Linked DNA regions of Mus musculus: region 1 is linked to region 2. A link is a loop called in an ENCODE intact Hi-C map of the cell type or tissue named here. Cell type or tissue: heart. All regions are shown on one strand. Links, peaks and the distances in the headings refer to the core of each region. The heading gives the core; the rest is flanking DNA.

The links. Peaks named below come from ENCODE experiments on the same cell type or tissue, not always from the same donor. Only the 100,000 strongest peaks of a DNase experiment are listed, where the experiment ranks them.
Region 1: a loop joins it to region 2, with 1.8 times the contacts of the local background. A loop is called at or near these places in 5 of 42 quality-filtered maps.

The regions. Positions count from the first base shown.
Region 1 is chr5:118,143,763-118,148,762 of GRCm38, forward strand. All of the region lies in intron 1 of Fbxw8 (F-box and WD-40 domain protein 8), which reads right to left. Among named protein-coding and RNA genes, the nearest start is that of Gm26411, 2.6 kb to the right of the region's middle. In heart, for the core only: no CTCF peak of the experiment used is centred there; DNase peaks (open chromatin) are centred at 69, 1,279, 2,429 and 2,739; H3K27ac peaks cover 281 bases.
Region 2 is chr5:118,084,864-118,092,924 of GRCm38, forward strand. It overlaps Fbxw8 (F-box and WD-40 domain protein 8), which reads right to left. Exons shown (of 11, transcript NM_172721.2): 7 at 7,633-7,839. Among named protein-coding and RNA genes, the nearest start is that of Gm30466, 18 kb to the left of the region's middle. In heart, for the core only: CTCF peaks have their summits at 1,910, 4,397 and 6,184 (motif pointing left); a DNase peak (open chromatin) is centred at 4,448; H3K27ac peaks cover 1,623 bases.

The DNA.
Region 1 (5,000 bases), core at 1-5,000, 57 kb after region 2:
AGGAAACAGTGTGTTTGGCTGCAAAAACAGGCTAAGCACATAGGCCAAAAGGCTCTCCTGGGAAAAGACACTGACAGGTCTCTGCGGACAAAGGAGGAACAGAATGTTCACTCAGTGGAAGGATGCTGGCCGTGCAGAAAAACAGGAAAAAATCTGCAAGGATAATTGGAAGACATGGGTCCCGCCTAAGAAAACAGTTGCCAGGACTCACATCGGGCAAGGTCCTTGCCTAATGGCTACCTTAACTCACCAGTGAAGAGTACCACAGACAACCAGATGCAACTTGAGACACCTCAAGGCCCTGTGGGAGTCACTGCTGGTCTGTGAACTAGCAGGCAAACACCAGGTAAGAGGCTATTATTCACAAAGCCACCCCGGATGGCCTCCTGTCTTTTCTTCTACATTATTTTGTCTGTCCACATGGTAAAGAAACAAGAAGAAAAAGTCTCTTTATCCTCACACAGCCAAAGCTAACGCAGGGTGAGGCTAAGCAAGACACACTGAGATAGGGTGAGGCATGCTCTATCAAGCTACAGGCTTCTTTACAGTGGGCCACACTATAAACTGGCCTTGAGATGAATGTGAAATGCCATCTTTTGCTTTGATTCTGGGCAGAAGTCACAGCCTCCCAACAAATGCCTATTTCGTCGGCCTATTTCCCACATTCAACATGGAAGGCAGTCCCACTAAGAAAGGCCTGCAGAGCCTGGGTGCCAGCTCCGTTCTCTTCCTCATGCTATAGACCTCCCCTATCACCCTTAAGCCTGCCTGCTGGTGACTCACTGCCCCTTAACTTATCCCACTGTAAACAGACACTTACTCCCAGCAGTGACAAGAGAACTAGAGACTGAGGCTCAGTCCACACAGTGGAGGGCCCACACAACACACAAAGCAGTATGACCAACTCTAAAGGGCACCTAACTGCTCGGAAGGTCTGCTGTGGTGCATGGGGAGAAAGATGAAGCCCACCAGGATGCAGTGACCACCAGCACTGTGAGGGTCACCACACCAACAGCCAGACAGACTCTGTGCCTCAGCCCCGTTTGTAAGATTTGGAGGCCAGCCACTGTTTCTAGGTGAACTTAAGAACATAAACAACACTGCAGAGCCAACTTTTCCTTTTAAATCCACACTCTTAGGATTGCTTCTAAACTCTAAAGTGACTGACAATGTCAATTCCGAACAATCAAGTCCCCTCCCCTACTTCCAGGAGGCTGAGCTTTCCTAGTCCACCACTGGTTAGGGAATGGCAGGAAGGAAAAGGAGGCCACCAGCCACCAAAGAGGCGCCGACAGCTCATGACACACACTAACTACTTCGTGATGCTGCCTCTGGCCAGAGGGGCTGCCTCACCAAAGTGCCATCCCAAGAGTCTGCACTGAGGACAAGGCCACTCGCCTCACTCCTGACCTGAGTGGCCAACCCACTAAAGCCGTGTGTGAGTCTACACCTGAGAGCTGACTCCTCTAAGTCCAACTTTCCCCCAGTCAACCAGTGAGCCCATGTGGTCCTGTGCAGAGCACGAGCAACCCCAAGGTTCTTAGTGCACAGCTGCAGAGAGGAGACCACCTTCCGACACCCACTGAGGTGGTGGTATATGAGCATGCAGGTGAAGAGAGAGATGCTATTCTATCCTCCAACAGAGGAAACAGGTAAGTGCCTGGCCCATAAGCGTCAGCATGTTGTGGTGTCTGTCCACATGGGAAATGCCTTACCAGAGACTACAAGTGTGATCAATCCTGTGGCCAGACCTGATGCCACCCTGACCCAAGCTGTAGCTCAGCATCCACTCCAAGTACTTAGCTGCTGCAGAAGTGTCCTATGATGACACAAAGCCATTCCTCCCTGCAGACACTGCTTGTATTTGTGTGTGGAGAAAGCCCTTGAGACCAAGGATGCTGTCGGGCTGCCACCTAGACACCTGGCACACATCGCCAGCCAGCAGTTACAAGCCACACCAGGACAACCCAGTGACAGACAACACGGATAGTCTCAGGAAAAATGGCACAGAAATATTAACAGCAATGCAACATTGTAAGAACATCATCTGACAAAGGGGACAGCACAGCTCTCCAAACTCAAGCTCTAGACAAAAGAAAGCGCCTTGCTGGTGAGGATGTGGCTTTATGGCCTGACCATGGTGCCAAGAACAAGTCTCTGCCTCTCAGTGACTCCCAGAATGACACTGAAATCACACATGGCATTGTTTTAATGTCCGAGGCACCTCCTAGAACGAGTGCCCCAAAATTCCATGGGCAGGGCTCACAGCTCTTTCTCAGGGATGCTTTGTGCGAGCTACATGTTGAGAACCATGGCCCTAAATCATGGGAAGATAGAAAAATCCAGGGAGGAATCACACAAAGGGGCTGTATTACGACTAAGGTCGGTGCATACTGGATTTTCCCAAGTCTATTGGCCTCACTCCAAAAGAGCGCTGAGACAAACTGTGACAGGATCTGTCCCCAGAGAGGCTGATGTCCTCACGTTCTACTATAAGCCTAACTCCATAAATGAACAGCCTTTGTACCATCGTGTTAGAAACTTAATCTGCCTTCTCCTGTTCAGCAGAAAAGGGGTAATTATAATTACTAAGACCAAATCAGTGCAGAGGGAAGAACCCGACTCCAAGATGCACTTCCCAACACGTATCTCTGGGGCAACCGCCACTCGGGCGCTCTCTCAAGATGGTGCTTAAACAGATCTGCCGGGCCAGGCCGCTTCTGCTGACCCTGGGATGGAGAGAGACCTGCTGTCTGCACAGCTTATCTCAAGCCCTCATACTGCACAGTCCCACTGCAGGGATGGATGGCATCCAGTTTCATTTGCGGCTTGAGAAAATAAGCTGGTAGACCGGGGAAAGGCTCACTCTCACCATCAGCACCCATTTTGTCTTGAAATATTTTTCCTGCACAAGCAAAGAGGAATGTCAAAGTGCATCAAGATACCAACAGAGGCAGCATGGGAGCTAACTCCACAGACTTCTGTTCTTCTCAAGTCCCTAGATGACAGTACAGGAGGCACACCACCCAGCTTAAATTAATGTATGTGCAAAACACTGTGACTTCAGGGACATGCCTAGTGTGGGGGAAGGGAGGAGCTATTAGCAGATGTATGAGAAACGGCCTCTATATTGAAAGAGGTAAATCTTTTATGGAGATAAGTCATCACATATAAAACAGAATAAATACAGGAGATGGTCCCCAAGGTATCCAGGCCTCATTAGTAAGTCAGCTATTTAGAGCTTAGGAATCCTTTCTCTTGCTATAAAGAGAGGTTAAGTTCCTAAGCAGGGCACAAAAAGCTGATTTATCTCTTCACATCGAATGTAATCCCAAACCCAGCTACAAGAGCAAGCAGCAGTAGTCAATCAAGCCCTGGACTGCCTACAGAGACAACTGCCACCTACAGAAGGGAACCTGCCCAGTACCTTGCACACTGTTCATGCCTGGGAGACGCCTGAGATAGATTTTCCCAGGAAATATCTGCTGCTCTTTCCAAATACACGAGACTACTTTGAACCTTTCCCCAGTTTACCAGCTTATTTTCTCAAGCCACAAGTGAGACCGGATGCTATCCAGTCCCATGGTGGGACTGTGCAGTATGTGGGGTGGAGGTAAGACCTGCACACAGCAGGTCTCTCCATCCCAGGGTCAGCAGAAGGGAGGCAGGAAGGGCAGCTATGAACCCGAGGATTCCCAGGAGGCTGGGCGTGGCAATGAAAAAATTCTCTGTGGCAAACAGGCCAGCCTCTGCTTTCAGAGCCCAGCTGAGTCAACGCTGGGATCGGAGATTCAGGATCTGGGCTGGACAGAAGGCAGAAGAGATGCCCGCAGGGTCGCAGGAAGAGGGTTCAGTTCAGGAAGCGCTGGACCATGCTTGGGAATTGTTTGGTAGGTGACGGCACAGCCCACCATCAGCGTCTGAGATGTTGTGGAGCTTTGGTGTGAGAGTGTGTTAGGGTTCCTAAGGAGAGAGAGCTTTAACAACTGCAGGGCAGAAAATTAAGGGAATAATAATAATAGAATTGCAAGGGCTGAAGAGGCGACTTGGTGGTTAAGAGCAGTCACTGCTCCTGCAATCCCTAGGACCTTCTGTCAGATAGCTCACAACCCCCCAACTCCAGCTCTAGGGAATGTGATGCCTCTCCTGGCACCGCGCACAGACTGACTGACCGTGCACAGATACATACATCATTTAAAATAAATAACAATTGCAAGCATTAAACTAAGTGCAGGGTATGACCCATGTGACCACTCAGCTTGCATAACCATGAAGCCACTGGCACCAGAGACTTTCTGCCAGTCCCCCCCTGCCCCCCATCCTCTGCAAGCCCCTCGTCCTTCCAGAAAACCTTGCAGCACTAGGTAAGACTGAGCGCCTCTCCTTGAAGACACTCTCCACTCTGCCTAGGGTTTTTCCTCTGCAGAGCACTTGTTTGCCCAGCAAGTATCCACACAAACAGGTCAGACTTTGTCTTGTTCACTGCTGTATCCTCAGAGCTTAGAATAATGCCTGGTGCTAACAAGCCACTTAATGAGGGGGACTGAGGAGGGGATGGGTGGGTGGGATGGACAATCGGATGGACAGGAGGACAGATGGATGGATGGACAAAGCCCATACTTCTTCAAGGAGCAGAACCTTCCAGTAAAGACATTCAAATTTGTTTTATTAAATACACACACAGATCATGGACAGAAGCCCCCAAGCAAAGGCCTCATAGTTCATGAATAACTTTTTATACTAATTCCTGTATTTCATCCCAGAATAAAAGCATAAACATACTTATTTTGATTTAAAATCAAAACAAAGATTTAACAGAATTTGTGAACTGAGGAGAAAACCTGGGTCTTAGTTCCCAGCACTGCACACAATATTCTCTCTGTAGCTAATGGGACAGTCATCTCTAGTAATAAGGTGAGAATGACGTGGGATAATCATCTTGGTCTCTCCATGTTTCTCTAATCATGTGTCCTTTTTCTTCACATTTCAGCTATGAGAAA
Region 2 (8,061 bases), core at 1,479-6,478:
TTAGAGCAGTGAGCAGTGGCAGCTTTGGCATAGGGAAGGAAGGTAAGGACATGCTCACCGTGAGCACTGAAGAAAGCAGATTAGTCACCATGCAAACATGCCCAAAGCCTGAGAGCCTGCGTGGTGCGCCTCATCACAGAAAGCAGCACAGACAGTTTCTACACATGCACAGGTATTAAGGACACAGGCCACATGGGCCCATGAGAGAGACAGGGCGTCAGTGCATGCACTTTGTAGGGAGAAATGAAGCTGCAGGCCAGGGACCGCTCTTTAAAGTACAAATGCTAGTGTCTTCAATGGCAGTGACAGAGAGTGGTCAGAGTTCTCATAGCCTGTAAGCAAGCCAGGCATTTACCTAATTACCCTATCTTTTGACCAGTCTGACTTCTGCTTCAGCCCCAAACTAAATGAGAAGCGACTCAGAGGGTGGGCCGAAGGCTGGTGCCTAAGCTACACCACGGAAACAAATGGCAGCTGAAGGGGGCGAAAGTCGGCTGGGAACAGGCAGAGCCTTTACTGTGGGTGCACAGGCCATAGACATGATACACTGACACACACACACACACACACACACACACACACACACACACACACACACACATCCTCTGCTCACTGTGCAGTCCGTGATGCTGTCCCTGGGGACCCGCAGAGAGCAGCATGACACTCGATTCTCCCACTCCCGAGTCTCAGCTGCCACCTGCACTTAGCCACCAGGAAACTGAACTGAAAGCCACCTGAAATACCTTGCCTCACATTGCACAGAGACCAGCTGGGAAGCAGGCCAGGCAGAGCCCAGTCCTTCCCATCCCAGATACCATACTGAAGAGCCCCTTCCTGAACTCTGTCCAAACTGGCTATTCCCAAGAGCCAGCTCCACTGTGCCCACAGTTCATCTGACCCTAGAAAATGCTATAAGGTGAGACTACCGCTTTTCTCACTTCCTATAAAGAAATGGAGCTGACAGAGGACACATCTCTCACCCAGCTAGGAAGTTCTGGAAGTAGGCTTCAATGTTCCTACTCTTTAAACCTCTACTCCAGGATACCCCAAATGCAGTCCTAGCAGGAGTGTCAATGGTGGCTCTGGGAACGCCACACCCTGGCCAGGCACACTGATCACCAGCTCTGCTCCTGTGAGTGCCACCTCAGACGTGTCAGGGCTTCTGTGCTCTAACTACCTGGGCTGCTTCCCTGCTGTTGTGGGCTACAGTGCTGGTTAGCAACAGGGTCAAAATGTGAGCTGTGGGTTCCTGTGTGTCGAGGTCAAGGGAGGGACCACGAGGCTGAAGCTGAGGCCCACGCTTCTGGAAGGACATGAGGAGAGGAGAAGGGAGAGGGAGAGGAGGCATCTGCTAATCCTGGGCAGGAAGGAATACCACATTCAAGAGGTGAACACCTCTGGGCTGCGTACAGAGACTCGGCACGTAGGTGAGGATAGAGAGTTGGAAGCTAAGGTGGTGTCCAACTTCTGAGGGCTTTGAAAGCCAGGCTACAGGCAGGCAGTAGGGTCTCACCCACATGCTCTGCGTGGGCCATTTTTCTGATCTAACTAGAAATAGTTGACGTATGAGTGTGTACCAAGGAGTGCAAGGTATGCAGGGGTATAGGTGTGTGCCAGGGAGTGCAGGAGTGTGGGTAAGAGTAAGGGTATGGGTAGGGATGCAGGGGTGTGGATATGCCAGGGAGGGCTGGGTGCAGGAATGGGAGGAGGGGTGTACGGACACAGCTCCGGGGCGTTTTCAGTGTGCATTTCAAAACCTCCTGTGAAAAGATGTACGAGTTCCCAACCCAAGGAAGTGGGGAAGTGGAACCCCAGCCCTCTGTAGGCGCATAGGAGCTCAGGCCAGTACCTCAGCCTAGACTGACAGGGACCTGAAGAAAAGTGGGTGTGGACCTGGGGTTAGGTCCAGAAAGTCAAGCCTCAGCAGTGCACTCTGCTTGAAGAGGAGGGAAGCGGTAGCTAGGACCTAGGTCATGGCAGGGCTGCCACCGACGGCTAGCCTTCAGAGGACACGCAGCCTCAGTCTCAGTCTCACTTTAACACTCAGCAAACCTCATGACCGTGCCCAAGTCCTGTAATTTGGCAAGAGACTGCTCAAGTGTGAGCTGGGCTAGTTTTCCTCTGCCTAGCTGCAATTCAGGAACCCATCCTGAATTCACTGTCGAGGGGGTGAATAAGGAGCAGTCTGGGGTCTATAGAAGTACAAGCACAACTCAATAGCTGATGCTAGTGCTGACCCACCCCCGCTAACCCAGGACTGACAGAAGACAGATGTGCAGGCCACGTTAATAAGGCACAGTCTGGGAAAGAGCAGGAGTCCTCCACCGTAACTGCTGGGGTCATCTGAGCACAGTAAACATCTGAAATAGTTGGAGGCTGGGCCCACACCGGCCATGAGCTGTGTTCTTACTCTCCCTCTCTCCTTCCCTGCTCAACCGTCTGGACCTGGTGGGAGCACGCAGCTCACCCCATAGTCACTGTTTTCACACCTGGAAAGAGGCAAACATTTCCACCAGGTCCCCCCAGATCCCGATGCTGATTTTTAACACTGACAAACCTAGCTGCTGTCTGGGCAATATTTACTCCGAGACTCATCTGGCACAGAGACATCAAAGCCATCCCATCTGTGCTGGGGAAATAATCCCAACAGTCAACTCCAAGTTCAGTCTCCCAAGTGTGTAGGATGGTGAACCAGGACAGGAAGTCTACATATAACCAGGGAAGTCACTGGAAAAATTAGACCCTAGATAAAAATCTAATCTTAATTCAAAAGCCCAGTAAAGGGCAGTGGGCATGATATATGTCAACATAATGCTTTGTAAACGTGGTTAATGTCTTCAGAATACTGATAAGTTAATTTAAAAATCCAGAAATACTACAAACATCAGTGGCATACGAAACCATGAAGGGTGTGTGCAAACAGAAACTATCTGAGGTGTGGTGCCAGCCCTGCCGGCAAAGCTTTACTGGGACTCAGCACCCGTATCAGCTCCTCATATCAGCCCTCACTCACATCAGCCCTCACTCACATTAGTCCTCATTCACACCAGCCCTCACTCACACCAGCCCTCACTCACATCACCTCCTCACTCATACTAGACCTCACTCACATCAGCTCTGAATGGCCCTTTTCACTCATAGGCCTCTTTCAAAACCAGTCTCAGAAAAAGAAACTAACCCGGGCTCCCACACCTCCCAGGGATCCCTAGGGCTCCAGCTGGCCTGAGCCACCTCTCTCCATCGGCCTGTTGTCTCTGTCTGCACAACTCCAACTCCTCCCCAATACTAGTGGGCACAGGAGCACCAACCGTACCAAGCATCACCACAATTTCTGGACTGGAATAGCAAGGAAAGTAACATTATGAAGTTTATGACTCTGAGAGTCCTGTTCAGCCCACTGATCAAACCTTCTACCTAGTCACTTCACCCTTCCAGGAACCGCAGATCCTAAGTCCCAGTCAGTTACCTCCCCAGCAAGTAACAACAGCAGCCTCCACAGAACCCTTCACGCTGCGTGGCCTTAGAGATCTCAGTTCTGAATCTTCAGAAGCTGCTGAGCTGAGGGGCACCGAATGTCCCAAGTGACCCTGGGGCTCTGTGGGGATGTGTCAAGGTTCCCACTAAAGGCTAAGAGTGTGCCATTCAGTCCTTCCTTATCAGTAATATCAACAAGATCAGGGATTGGCATTAAGAGCAACACCTGCGGGGCTGGTGAGATGGCTCAGTGGGTAAGAGCACCCGACTGCTCTTCTGAAGGTCCAGAGTTCAAATCCCAGCAACCACATGGTGGCTCACAACCACCCGTAACAAGATCTGACTCCCTCTTCTGGTGTGTCTGAAGACAGCTACAGTGTACTTACATGTAATAATAAATAAATCTTTAAAAAAAAAAAAAAAAAGAGCAACACCTGCACAAAACAATCTCGAATCTTCATTTCTCATTTTTCAGTTATCTTTGAGATTTTCAGCACTCTGGAGTTCCCCCCAGCCTCCCAAGAGAGAACCTCTGCACCCTGGTTACTCTGACAGAGCAGAGGCTGAACAGGAGAGGGAAGCATGCCCGACCCACGGGATCCTGCTCACTGATGTGACGGAATCTAACAACGCTGGGCCCTCTTCCTTCCAGAAAACCAGGCTTCAGGAGTCAGCCGTCAATGCCCGGACAAAGAAGGAACTGAGACACAGAGTTCTGGAGAGCGTGCGAAAATATTTTACAAACTTTCAATTTTTGCTTGTTTGTCTTGCATGTGAAGTATTAAGTCTCGACTCTCACACACAGAAACCTCAACAGAAGAAAAGATGGCGCTCTGATTGGGCAGACAGGGCAGAAGGCAACCCATCTGCAGCACACTCTGACCCAAGGCTCCAGACAGACGCTCCCCTTGTGGCCAGTGCAGGCAACCAATCCCAAGTCTCTTCCTGGCTGCACATGGGCAGTCATTAGCTCAGAGAGTCGGGCAATTACTTTCTAGTGTGATGTAAGCTGCTGCAGCCTAAGCCAGCCTCCCTCCCTGCCCAGCTCACTCCAGCCTGCGATGACTTCACCCTTTGCCCTGATTAGGATGCACTCCGCGTGCTGCTTAATACAATCTGCCATCAAATGCCAAGAGCTTCAGAACTAAATTGGGAAATATGTCCAGCTCCACAGAGCGATGCTGAGAGCACTAAGTGGGGCTCCGGATCCCTTTATGAGACACGAGCTCATCGACAGCATGGTGTTCGCCCGCGGCAGCTCTGCCTCTAGCCATCCACCCTGAGAGCACATTCAGGCAGCAAAGAGATTAATAAAGGTAGTGTGCTGTTATAAATCGTTACGGAAACAAAAGCACTGCTGATGAATTCCAAACTACGTGACAAAACCAAGTTTTAGGAGGCTGCTGGACTATCAGGGCCATGTTGAGGGCTGTGTGGATGCATGGCAGTGTGAAACGACGTGGTTAAGACACTTCTGCCTCTTCTACTGTCAGCTGCCATTCAGTGACATTTATACTCAAGTCTGAGAACTAAGAACGGACATCAGAGACTCAGAATTCTTTTCTGCTCTAAGTTAAAGACCTCCGAGCAGCCCTTCTTGCTGGGACACTGGGAATGATTCCTGCACCATCATCCCTGCCCGATGCAATGAGCATGGCCCTTAGAGACAACATATAAGCCTCAGCTGCTCAGCCCCGCTCACCAAACCCAGAAGTCATGGTCCATTCCTCATTGCCTAAGAGAGGTCAGACAAGTGTTCCCCAGAACCATGGGCCCCAGGAGTATCCAGCAAGCAGCGGAGAGGTGCGCAGCAGTGCACTCACCACTCTGCACCATGACACTGGCCTAAGTGCTGCTGGCACTGCCACTCCATGTGGGGAAGCCTTCCAAGCAGAGAGATACAAAGTATAAACTGAACAACAAAGTCAGGCAAAGCCCCACCCTCCTTCCCAGCCGCAAAGCCTAGAGAAGAGGCACCCAGGAAGTCTGTGGGGTGGGCGCTGTTACCCCTCAAGAATATCCTCAGGGCAGCAGGTTTGACCCAGTGAGTCCTCAGAGAGAAGCTTACCCTGTAAGCACTGGTGCAAGCCACACTCTTGCAGAGTGGGTGGAATGGTGAGGCCACACATACGGCCTGATCGATGCCAGAAAGCTCTAAAACCCAACCAAACAGGAGCAGGGGGCTCTGTGATGTGTTACAAAGTCACCCCAACAGGCAGAGACAAGGAGCAGTGATGCAGAGTGCTCTAGCACTTACCCATGATCATCTTCCTGAGGCGGGTCACTCATGAGAGCCCTAACTGGCCTGGACTCCTTATGTAGATCAGGCTAACCTTCAAGACAAATATCTGCTTGCCTCTGCTCCAGGGTGCTGGGATGAAAGGTGAGAGCTACCACACCCAGCTCCACCCACACTTTACAGAAAGAGGGCCCATTTCACAAGGATGCACAAGAAATGGACAACACCAACTTGGCTCCAAAACCAAATGACAGGCAGTAGCTGACAGGCTTGGGGAGGAAGCTCCTGCCCTACACTTCCCATATCTGAAATTCTCAATCAGGAGTCCGAACAAAAGTACTCCAGGGGCTGGAGCAGTGGCTCTGGTTCAAAGTACTGGCTGTTCTGCGAAGGACCTGGATTTAGTTCCCAGAGCCCACTTGGTGGTTCACAGCCATCTGGAACTCCCATTCCAGGAGTTCAGTGCCCTCTTCTGGCCTCTGCAGGTACTGCATGCTTAGTGCCCAAACATACATGCAGACAAAATACCCTCACATATATATATATTAAAGTGTTTAAAAATCTGTTTTAAAGTAAAGGCAAAAATACAAACTAGAAACTTTTCTTTGACTTTGTATAGCCAAAGAAGATGCTGGTAAGTGCTGTGTGGCACCTGCTTTGCCCTGCACATCGAGCCCAGGAACAATGGCTGCATGAGGGTCCAGGTGTACAGAGCACTGACTCCCCCAGGCCTGCCAGCCTGCACCACCGAGGGCAGCCCTGCTTCCAGCTCAGACAGACAAGCTCTGTAGAGGGCTTATTAACACCGAAATCTGTGTGTAATGCTGTCTAACACTCCACTGCCAGCCACACACTGATGTCGTGGCTACCTGCGATGCCCACAGGACCTGCCAACTTAGTGGATGAAGGGTGGACGCCGAAACACTATTACTCAATGTTCACACAGCTGTGGGCCTAAACCACCAGTGTGGTCAGCATATGGTACAGAGACATCGTCCAGTGACCAGAAATAGCACCCTTGGATACTCCTACAGGCTACAGAGTTAAGCCCCTGATTAAAATCCATCATAGTGTTTGGATGTCAGTGGGCTTTTATCATGGCTGATCAATAGTGGACTGTAGTTAAGCCCCAGTCCTGTATCAGGTACAAATGAAGTCAGATCAAAACTCTCTGTTCTCACAAAGCCTTCATCTGAGTCCTAGCTATAAAGAGCAGACACATGTCAGTCGGCTGCTGGCCCGTGTCGGTTAAGCCATGCACTAGAGGCTCAGTGACTATGTGCTTGTGGACTCTGAATTGGCCGTATGCATTCAGATGGCACTGAAAGCGCCTGTGCTGCTCATTAGGCTGCTGTGAGCCGCCTACCAGCAGGTTTGCCTAGAGCTATACACACGGGGAACTTACGTCTGTGCCTCTGGACTATGAGCTCTAAGCACAAGCTGGAACTCTACAGCAGGGAGCTGGGGACATGAGAGGTGAAACACTGCCCAAGGTACACTGCTAGGCACAGAACAGGTCACATACCATGACCCTCTGTCTACAAAGATCCATCCTCAGCCTCTGTCTGTCTGTCTGTCTGTCTGTCTATCTGGCGTCTACATGGACACCTGTGTGCAGCGGAGGAGGAACTCCGTCTCGTGCTCCATTTCATTGCTTGGACATTTCTGTCTTGCTCATACACTGCCCTGAACCAGCTGAAAACAAGAGCATTCAGAGTGTTAACACACTACTTGTGTGGTGGTGCACATGGCTCCTCCCAGCACATCATGAGTTCTAGGACAGCCTGGGATATGCGAGACCCTGTTTCAAACAACCATAACCAAACCAAACAAAACACAAAGTGCTTCATTTTTTGGCTGCCTTAAAAACCAAATCTATACTCTTCCTTGTTAATGTATACATGCCACTGTTTCCATACCTTGTTTCCTTCATACACCCATCCTAGACTCTTCACTCCAAAGGCAACCTGGCTGGCTGAGACATCCAGACATGTGGCAGGCTGGCCATAGACATAATGAAGGGTTCTGGCTGAGTCGTCGGCCTTCAGCAGGTACACCAGATCCCCGGCTGTGGCTATTGCCACAGGGTACCTCCCAGTATTCGGAACTATTTCAAGGTAGTCAACCTGTGGAGAGAGGAGTTGTTTAGTGCCCCCCAGTCATCTCGACTTGGTCTGTACAGTCAAGAAACAGTTGAGCACAGGGACCATTTACAGGGATGGGCATGGCTCCTGTCCAATGAAAAGATGCCTCTAACAGTGAAAACCAAGTGCACTCTGAGAAGGGAAGCCACGTCCCCCCGACTCAGCACAAGCAAGGCTCAGGAAGCCCGAGGACACAGCTGGAGG